Linked DNA regions of Homo sapiens: region 1 is linked to region 2. A link is an interaction called in ENCODE POLR2A ChIA-PET data of the cell type or tissue named here. Cell type or tissue: A673. All regions are shown on one strand. Links, peaks and the distances in the headings refer to the core of each region. The heading gives the core; the rest is flanking DNA.

The links. Peaks named below come from ENCODE experiments on the same cell type or tissue, not always from the same donor. Only the 100,000 strongest peaks of a DNase experiment are listed, where the experiment ranks them.
Region 1: POLR2A ChIA-PET joins it to region 2 with 6 read pairs; 3 of 35 experiments call an interaction of 5 or more read pairs at or near these places.

What each region holds. Positions count from the first base shown.
Region 1 is chr9:136,525,726-136,530,099 of GRCh38, forward strand. All of the region lies in intron 2 of NOTCH1 (notch receptor 1), which reads right to left. Among named protein-coding and RNA genes, the nearest start is that of MIR4673, 8.3 kb to the left of the region's middle. RefSeq lists an enhancer at 586-1,457. In A673, for the core only: no CTCF peak of the experiment used is centred there; a DNase peak (open chromatin) is centred at 2,326.
Region 2 is chr9:136,302,360-136,306,733 of GRCh38, forward strand. CCDC187 (coiled-coil domain containing 187) reads right to left here and starts at 1,735. Exons shown (of 26, transcript NM_001378188.1): 1 at 1,329-1,735; 2 at 453-934. The coding sequence starts at 1,471. RefSeq lists an enhancer at 4,218-4,307. In A673, for the core only: no CTCF peak of the experiment used is centred there; no DNase peak of the experiment used is centred there.

The DNA of each region.
Region 1 (4,374 bases), core at 65-4,064, 220 kb after region 2:
TGTGTGGCAGTGGCCTGGGGGGGCCTTACCCCGAGGGGCTTGTGGAGGCTGGGGGTGGGGGTTCCTGTGCGTTTCTCAGCAGCCAGCCACGCCCCTGTCCCAAAGGCCCGGGAGGCATCTGTCTTCCCCGAAGGCTTTTACCCGTGACCACGGCTTGGGTAGAGAGAACGCAAAAGGGCCACTCTGGCCGACCATCTGTTGCCAGAAGCCAAAAGTCCCAAACCAACTGGCTTAAAGAAAACACATGTCACCCCTTCCAAAGGGGCTCTGGGGAATTCACTCAGGCCTTGCTACGGCTCCTGCCAGCCCAGTGAGCGACGGGCACAGCCCCGGAATGAGGCTCCCCCTCCTCCATCCCATGTGGCCGGTCACTCCGGGGCTGCAGCGACAGACCTGCCTCTGCGGGCACCTGTTGGGAGGGCAGACGTGGTTCCCACTGCATGCAGATCCAGTTACAGGCTGGCCGGTCCCCGAGGTGGAGCGGCCGCTGGGAACCCGTGGAGTGCACAGGCTGGGCTGGGCTGGGCTGTGGCCACAGGAGGGGCGCCCTCCCTCCACATAAATGCCCCATTGTCAGGCGGGAGTTGGCCACAGCTCCCGCTTGGAGAAAAGGCCCTTTTTGCTTTCCCAGCCGCTGAAGTCGGCAGGGGGTGGGTACAGGACAGAGGGCGCTCGGTCATCAAAGCCGGGGCTGGAGGCTCCTCAGCCTGGCCCATGCAAGCTGGTCCCCTGCCTCCCGGCCCCTCGAGGCTCCAAGGAGCGGGAAAAGCTCACCTGCTGGGCAAGACGGGGAGGAGGGGCAGGGGAGGCCCATCCCACAGCTTTAGGGGACCCCAGAGGGGAGACGCTGGAGGTCCGAGCCCCTAGAGCAGTCTCCCACCAAGTGCCCTGAGGTCACAGGACATTGGCTGTCCCTGAATGGACCACGACACTCTGCCCGGACACCGGGCCCCACTCCCCACCCTGAGCGCGGACCCCAACGTGGAGGACTGTGGGAGAATCTGCCCAACCGGACGCATCCCAGTTAACGAGGCTGTATCACGCCGGGCCAGCAAGAGGAAAACACGCCCCATAAATCAGGCGTCGGTGCTCGGACAAAGGGCGGCTGGGAGCAGGTGTCAGACGTGGCGGCAGCTGCTCCCAGCGGGTGGGGCAGGAGCCCCAGCCGGAGGCCTGAGGAGGCTCCCGTGGGGGAATGCAGGCTGAGAGGGCCCATTGTCCGCCCCCACTCCCAGCCTGGGCATCGGACACCACAGGGAAGGCCCCTGCCACGGCCCCACAGCCACGGCTTGGAGGTTCCGTGAGACGCGCTAGCTGGGGGGAACCGGGCCGAGCCTGGAGAAAGTTTTGAGCCAGGTGTGGGGGTCTGTGTGTGGGGGGCAGCTTTGGGCCCAGTCTCCCGCTGCTGCTGTGGGCAGCCTCCAGCCTGTGCCCGCCCCAGTCTGTACCTCTCTCCCACATGGCCACAGAGCTGGAGCACCCTACAGACGGCGAACACCTGCCCTCCGCACAGCACCCAGACGTCCCTGAGAAGGTGGGAGGGACCTCAGGCCTGCAGCATGGCCATGGCCAGGACCACCAGCCTGTGAGCAAATCCTTCACAGCTTTGGCGCTGGCCACACCCCCGGTACCCGGGCCACTCTGTCTTCAATGCTGTCCCGGCGGCCAGGTGGGTGTGGGCCGCGAGGTGGGCGCCAGGGCTTGGCCGAGTGAGGTGGCACCCAACAGCTGCCGCGCCCACGGGGATCCTCAGGGCTTCCATGAGTGACCCGCACCCCACCTTCCACCGTCCCCGCATCTCCTCCTATCAGGGGCGGTGGGGAGACCCCTCTGGGGCTAAAAAGTGAGGCTTGAGATAGGGAACGCCAGTCTCCCCCGACTGGACGAGAGAGCTGCCCTGTCCACCAAGCCACCCAGCTCTCGGGCTCCCACGGAGGAGACCCAACCCACGCCAGGTGTGCCCCCGTGGACTCCCCTTCCGTGCGTCCCTCTTAGGGTCACCCGGCACCTGCCTGTCCCATCCCCCACGCTCAGTGGCCTGGCGGCGCTGGGGTAACCTGTCCTATCTGGGCCCCCCGCAGGTGAGCGGCGGGCGGGGACTCCAGGAGGGCTGCGGGGGGAGGGTGCCAAGTGGCCCCGGCGCCTGCTGTGCCGCTCCCGCCACCTCTACCGCCACCACTTTGTTCCCGCCTCAGTATTTCCACTGTGCCACTCCCACCCTCCCTGCCAGGGCCGCTCCATGGAAATGCGACTCCAGAAAGCAGCAGGAGGCAGATGCTGCCGAGACCTTTCACCCAGGACGAATTCTAAATTGTGCTGTTTTCCTTTCTAAGCTAAGCGGCCATCTGCCACCCCCAGGGGACAGAAGACAGTTCCCTCCGCCCCAAAATGAGAAGGAGGGGTGAGAGGGACTCAGTGCGGGTAGGACTCACTCACTTCCTGCCCTCAAGGAGTTTATGGTCATGCAGGGCCAGGGATGGGGGCACAGGCAGAGGCCGAGCAGAGGGGTGGGGGTGTGGGGTCAGCTGGACCCAACCCAGCTGGGGTGTCAGTGATGTGGCTGGCTCTGCACCCGCCACAGGAACCAGAGACCCTGGGTGGGAGAGGTGCTTCCCATGGCTCCACCAGGTGACAGCACCTCCCAAGGCAAGGATGGGCAGGGACAGTGGGGGGGGATGGGCAGGGACAGTGCGGGGGGGATGGGCAGGGACGGTGAGGGGGGGATGGGCAGGGACAGTGTTGGGGATGAGCAGGGACAGTGCGGGGAATGGGCAGGGACAGTGAGGGGGATGGGCAGGGACAGTGGAGGGACGGGCAGGGACAGTTGGTGGGACGGGCAGGGACAGTGCGGGGGCCTCTCCGGTGCACAGGAGCTGCACTTCCCAGAGGGGAAGGAACGGCCCTGCACACCCCGGCTCCCTGGGAAGGGAAGGGGAGGAGCTGCCCGGCTGAAATCAGCATCTTAACACATCCCACCTGCTCCCCAGCAGAGCCACAGGTCCAGCCCCACCTGCCCTCCTTGGGCCTCACTGCCAATCCCGGCCCACTGTCCTGCCACAGAAGCCCAAGGGTCCCCTGGCAGCAGTGTGGTCCCTCACAGGGCAATAAATGGGGGTCTTCTCCCCAGACACCCCCAACAGCTGCTGCTCCCAGGGAGCCCGTGGCCACGTCCTGCAGGAGCCAATCGCTAGGCGGCCAGCCTGAGGGTGCCCCTGCCCCTGGGACCCCTCCCTCACCAGCAGGACCTGCCCCCAGCCTCAAGGGGCTTTCTGCCCAGAGGGGAGTCTAGGGCTCCCACTCTGCCTGCTCCTGTGATGGCAGGGGCACCCCCACGCCCTCCCCAGACCCAGATCCTGCCGTGCTCTGCTAAGACCCAGCAAGGCTGACCACCTTCTACCTACGCCACTGACAGTGGGCCCCACCAGGTGACCTGGGCCACACAGACAGGCCCACCCATCGGCCTGCCCAAGCAAATGGGGCCATATGTGGACTGGCTGGGGGGACACTGTGACCCCCTACTGGAGACGGGGAGACAAGGCCAGACCTGGGTGGGGATGCTTCCCAAGGCAGGCTTCCATGAGGCCAACGAGCCCAGCTCTAGCCCGGACCAAGGCTTCTGGGGCAGGGGGAGTCCTGGGACCTCAGCCCCTCCCTTGGGTAGAGGCTAGACCAAGTTTCCCCAATCCCAGTGGGCACCACCCACCTTCCAGGAGGCACCGGCTGCTAAGAAATGAGCTGGGCAGGGGGCTCGGGGTCCCACCTCGGGTCCTCTCCCACTGGAACGGCCAAGCAGCCCAGCCCTGGGGGATGGAGGAGGCTTGGGAAGATGCTGGAACCTCGTTGCTCACAGCCCCTTCCCTGGCCTCCCCAAATCCCCCAGAACAAAGAGCTATAGCAAGGAAGGCCCCGGGCTCCTCAAACCTGCCAGGACCCTGTGTCCCAACCCCTGTTCAAACAGCTGGCTGGAGCCTCTGCGGTGGCTAGGAGGCCCTGAAAGGCGCCCTGCAGCCGCTGGGTCTTTCTTCCCTTTCTGCTCCCGGCTTCCTTCCCCATCTTGGACAGGAGAGAGGGATGCAGGCACCGAGGGGGCCAAGGGGCCCACGACAGCCCAGCACCACCAGGCCTGTTCACCGTTGGAGCACAAAACCACGAGATTGGGGGCTGCGATGTGGGATGGCTGCCTCCAGCCACCACCTGCGGTCCCACCTGAGCTGTGGTCTTCCCCAGCGCCTGCAGCCGTTGGGCTGGAGCTGCTGAAAGCTGCACGGGGGCCCTGCCCTGGCTCCCAGGGCCCCAGGAAGGAGGAAAGGGGCAGTGGGGGCTTCAGGGAGGTGGGGGCCCAGAAAAGGAGCCAGCCCCAAACAGCCGCCGCTC
Region 2 (4,374 bases), core at 312-4,311:
CCAAGGACAAGACCCCCCCACCACACTCCCACCCCCTGTCCCTGCAGGAGGGAAGCTGCCAGACTTTCCAAATCCCAGGCTGACTTTTTAGGGCGCTCCTGACCTAAGCCCCCACAAATCTGACCATGCAGCCCCCCAAGGCTACAGGGACAAAGGCACAGACTCTAGGTCCAGGGACCAGGCCCCCTCTTCCAGTGCCACAGGCCCTGTGTGCCCCTCCCTCCTGGGCGCTGGCATCTCCACCGCTCCTCTGTCGTCTCCAGGGAGGGATCCTCATCATGGACCCAGCTCAGAAGCACCCCTTCATGACTCCTAATCCCCACCCTGGGGGCACGCTGCATACACCCGGCTGGCCCCCACCACGTGTCCAGCACAGCCCGATCCTGCCCGCTTTCCACCCTCCCGACAGCCTCGCAGCCCTCCTGCCCCTCTCTGGCAAAGTGGCCACTGACCTGAGCATTCAGGGGCTGGAGGGGGATTTTTTGCCTCTTGGCCTTTCCTCCTAAGCATCAGCGTGGAGGCTTTGTGGAGTCTGGAGGCGCTGGAGGGGGCTGAGGTGCCCAGGGACGCACAGCTCCCCTGCTGCCACGCCTGGGCCCGGATCTTGTCTCTCAGCTGCTCCAGCCGCGCGTCACTCTTTCTGGGCCTCTGCTGGGGCCCCAACACCTGGGGTGGCCTCTCCTTCCAAGACACACACACGTCGTGGCCCCCCGAAGAGCACGAGAGGCGGCCCGATGACACCGAGCTGTCCCCATCCCTAGCCTCCGGGCCTGTGGACCACATGGGCAGGCTGCACGCCTTCCCCCAGGGTCCTGGTTCCTTGAGGTCGTCAGACCCGACCACGTGGGGAGCTGCCCAGGGTGGGTCTGGCTGCTGGGAGGGCCCGGGCCACCTCAGGGCTGCCACGTCATCCTCAGCTGCAGGTGCGCAGAGCCTGGGAGGGAACGGCAGACATGCCGGTCAGACATGCAGGCGCAGAGGTGCCGAGCAGAGCCGCTCAGACTGGCCCCACCTCCCCGGGCATTCCTGCTCCACAGACTGGAGGTGGAAAGGAGGGCCTGGAATACACCCCACCTGGAGGACAGCCCCGGCATTCTCTCTCAAGCCCTGACCACACCCCTCTGAGGTAGGTAATGTGATCGGCCCGATTTACAGATGGAGAAACTGAGTCTCAGAGAGGCCGGGCTGCCTGCCCAAAGGCACGTGCAGAGGCAGGCACGTCACTCTGACCCCACGCCCTTGTACCTCCCACAGAGCCGCTGCCTCCAGCGGCAGGCATGGCACCTGCCAGCAGTGCAGCCCCCCGCCTAAGTCCACGCAGATGCTACCTGGGCTTGGCAACAGCCTTCCAGTCGGCTGCTCTCCCTGGGGCCCCATGGGAGAAGGGGCCCTGCCTCTGGCTGTTCTTGTGGCAGGGCTGAGGTGTGTCCCCCAGGCAGGTGGGCGGCGTGCCCACGACCAGGGTCGGCATGGCCGCGGGGCTGAGGGGAGAGCAGGTGCAAGGTCAACCTGGCCCGCCCTGCCTGGGGTCGCTGCTGCCTTCACATGGCGGCTTCGAGGCCTGCAGCCCCACCTATGACCCTGCCCGGGATGGGCTGGCCACTGCCTGGCTCCGGATGCCCGCCTGCGCCGGTCCCCTGGCCCACGATGGAAACCCTCAGGTGGGTCATTGAAACTGGGCTGGCACGGTGGGCAGCCCGGCCCTGGGCTGGCCACAGCTGGGGGCCTTCCTAATGAGCTGTCTCTTGGTGGGGTGGGGGAGAGTTCCGGCTGGCCCCGTGACAGCATAATAACCTTGTCACTCAGCGACAGAGCCTCTGGCCTTCAGCTCCTGATGGGGCTCTCAGCGGTGCCCCACCCAGTCCGCCCAGGCCCAGAATGACATGCAGGGAGGGAATGGGGCCGGGCTGGGCTTGTGGGGTCAGTGTTGGGCAAGTTTCTGGTTGGTGGGGGCGGGGCCTAACCCCAGGTCAGGGTTAGGTTCAATTCAGTCTGAGGCACAGAGGTCCCAGCAGCTGTGGGGCCCAGCCCAGACATCCCAACAGAAACACATCAGCCACCATCTCTCAGTTCCATGGGGCTGGGCAGGGGAAGGGGCGCTGGCTTCTGGGCTCACCCTGGTGCAGGCCAGAAGACACCCTTTGCCCACAGTGACAGTGGCAGAGATGCCAGGTGCTGCCCCAGGTCAGGAGCCCCCGCTGGCCTCCTCGGACCCTGCACATCCCAGTGGGTCCGTGACACGGCAGTGTGGTGGGGAGGACATGGCTCTGCAGTCCCTGAGGGGAACTCAGACTCAGATCCCAGTTCCCTCCCAGCTCCTTCCCCACCCCCACTGGCAGTGCCACCTTGGAGCCTGGGGACCACCCCCTCCCCCAATGCTCACCATTGTGAGCCCCTGGTGAGTCCATCCCCGCGGGAGGTGGCAGTGGCACGGAGCTGCGATGATCATGAGCACGGATTTGTTCCAGGAATGGCCCTTAAGTTGACCCTTCCCAAGTGGCCCCAGAGAAGGGAGGTCTGCGCGAAAGACCTCTTAAGTCTAGGAAGGCACGAAGGATGGAGGGCCCTCCTCCAGGCTCACGCTATAGAACCTGTCCTCTGGAACCGCCAGGCAAACGCCTGGAGACACCGCCCAAGCCCAGCCCCACATAGGCACGGGGCCCAGGGGAGATTCCAAGCCAAACGGGGCCCTGGCTGCCGGCAGGCACAGCCACGGGCATCCAGGGCACAGAGGCTGAGCCACCAGCAGCCTCGGAGGGGAGGGAGAGAGGAGCCATCCAAAGACAGGCAGGCCCTGCGTATAATGTGAGGTGCGGCCACCTCCAGCCCCACCTGGCCTGTCTGCACCCTCCTAGCGCCAGGGCATGAGCCCTTTCCTGTGATGAGGCAGGGACAAGGATGAGCCTCGGGCTGTTACACCCTGGGGAACATGTCTGGGATGTTACAGGGAGCTTCAGGGAACCAGCGGTGTGACCACAGGGTCCCCCCACCCTCGGAGCCTGAACGGCTCTCAGGCACCCAGAAGGCAGCTCCACTTCCAGCCCCCTTCCATTCCTACAGAGCCTCGCCCTGCCCAGGGACCCCTCTGCAGCCTCTGCTTCCCAGGGCCATCCGAGTGGTGCACAGGCCTGGCCCCCCTGCTGACGGGTTGCCACCTCCCTGCCAGGCCTTCAGGCTCCCAAATCAGCTGTGGTCCTGGGCTCTCAGCCCTGCTCCCATGAAGGGACAGGGGCAGGGTCCTCCTGAGCAGAAGAGGCCAAGTCTGGTGGCTCCCTTTCTCCCATGAGCAGGAAAACCACCCAGCCACTCAGCAGCTGCCTGGAGGCTCTGGAAGAAGGTGCATCATAAATGCGTGGAAATGCGTCGCTGTGACTGGGAACAAAATCATGACAGCAAATGCCTGGGAACGGAAAAGCAAACCCAGCGAGCAGAGCATCGCGAGGTCCTGCGAGTTGCCCCCACCACCGGCTTCCTTCCTTCTCCTCCCCACCTGCCCTGGGGGACAGCGGAGCGTCTGCCTCCCTGGCCTGGTCACCAGCTGAGGCTTCCAGACGCAGCTCTGAATCAGGAGACACACGTCAGCTCCCGAAGGCGGGTCCACCTGTCCAGGACCCTCTGCCGATGTTGTCCGTGCCACGGGGACCGCTCACAGCCTGCACCGGCTGGCGCCCCTGCCCTGCCCCCAGGAGACTCACGCCTGCTGGGGTACGAGGCTCGGGGCTACTCTGCATGGGGTGGACAGGAGCAGCAAGGCTCCAAGAAGGCCACTGGGCAGAGGCTGCAGCCTGAGTCAAGGGGTATCCCCTGGGCAGGCCAGGCCCCCCTGTCCCCAGCAGCACGGGAGCCCTGCAGCCAGGCCCAGCCAGCCACATCCCCACCCTACTCCGGGCCTAGCTGGGTCCGTACCCATTCAGACCCTGCACCTCAGCTCCTGGCCTCTCCGCAGCCACACTGCTCTCTCCACTCCACCCACCATGCTCCAGTCCAGCTCAGTGAGGCACATGCAGTTCCCCTCCTGGGACCTCTGTCACCCCTCCTGAGCCTCCCTCCCTGGGGGGACGGTCCCCTGGGGGCAGGAAGTAGCCTTGCCCATGGCACACACTGGCGTGCAGATGCTTATCGCTGGAAGAGCGTTCCAGGGCCCCCAGTGCACCACGCGCCGTGGCAAATGCTTGATGACTTATCTTACGTCGTCTCAGGGCAATCCCACCAGAGAAAAACAGGTGCTACTTCCACTTAACCAGCGGATGAGGCTCAGCCTAAGTCATGTGTCCAGGGTCCCAGCAGGGTCAGAAGGCCGGGCGTGCCAAGCTGTCCTACACCTTCCATGTCCCCAAGGCCAGGAGAGAGCAGCAGCCACCTGGGGTCCCAGCA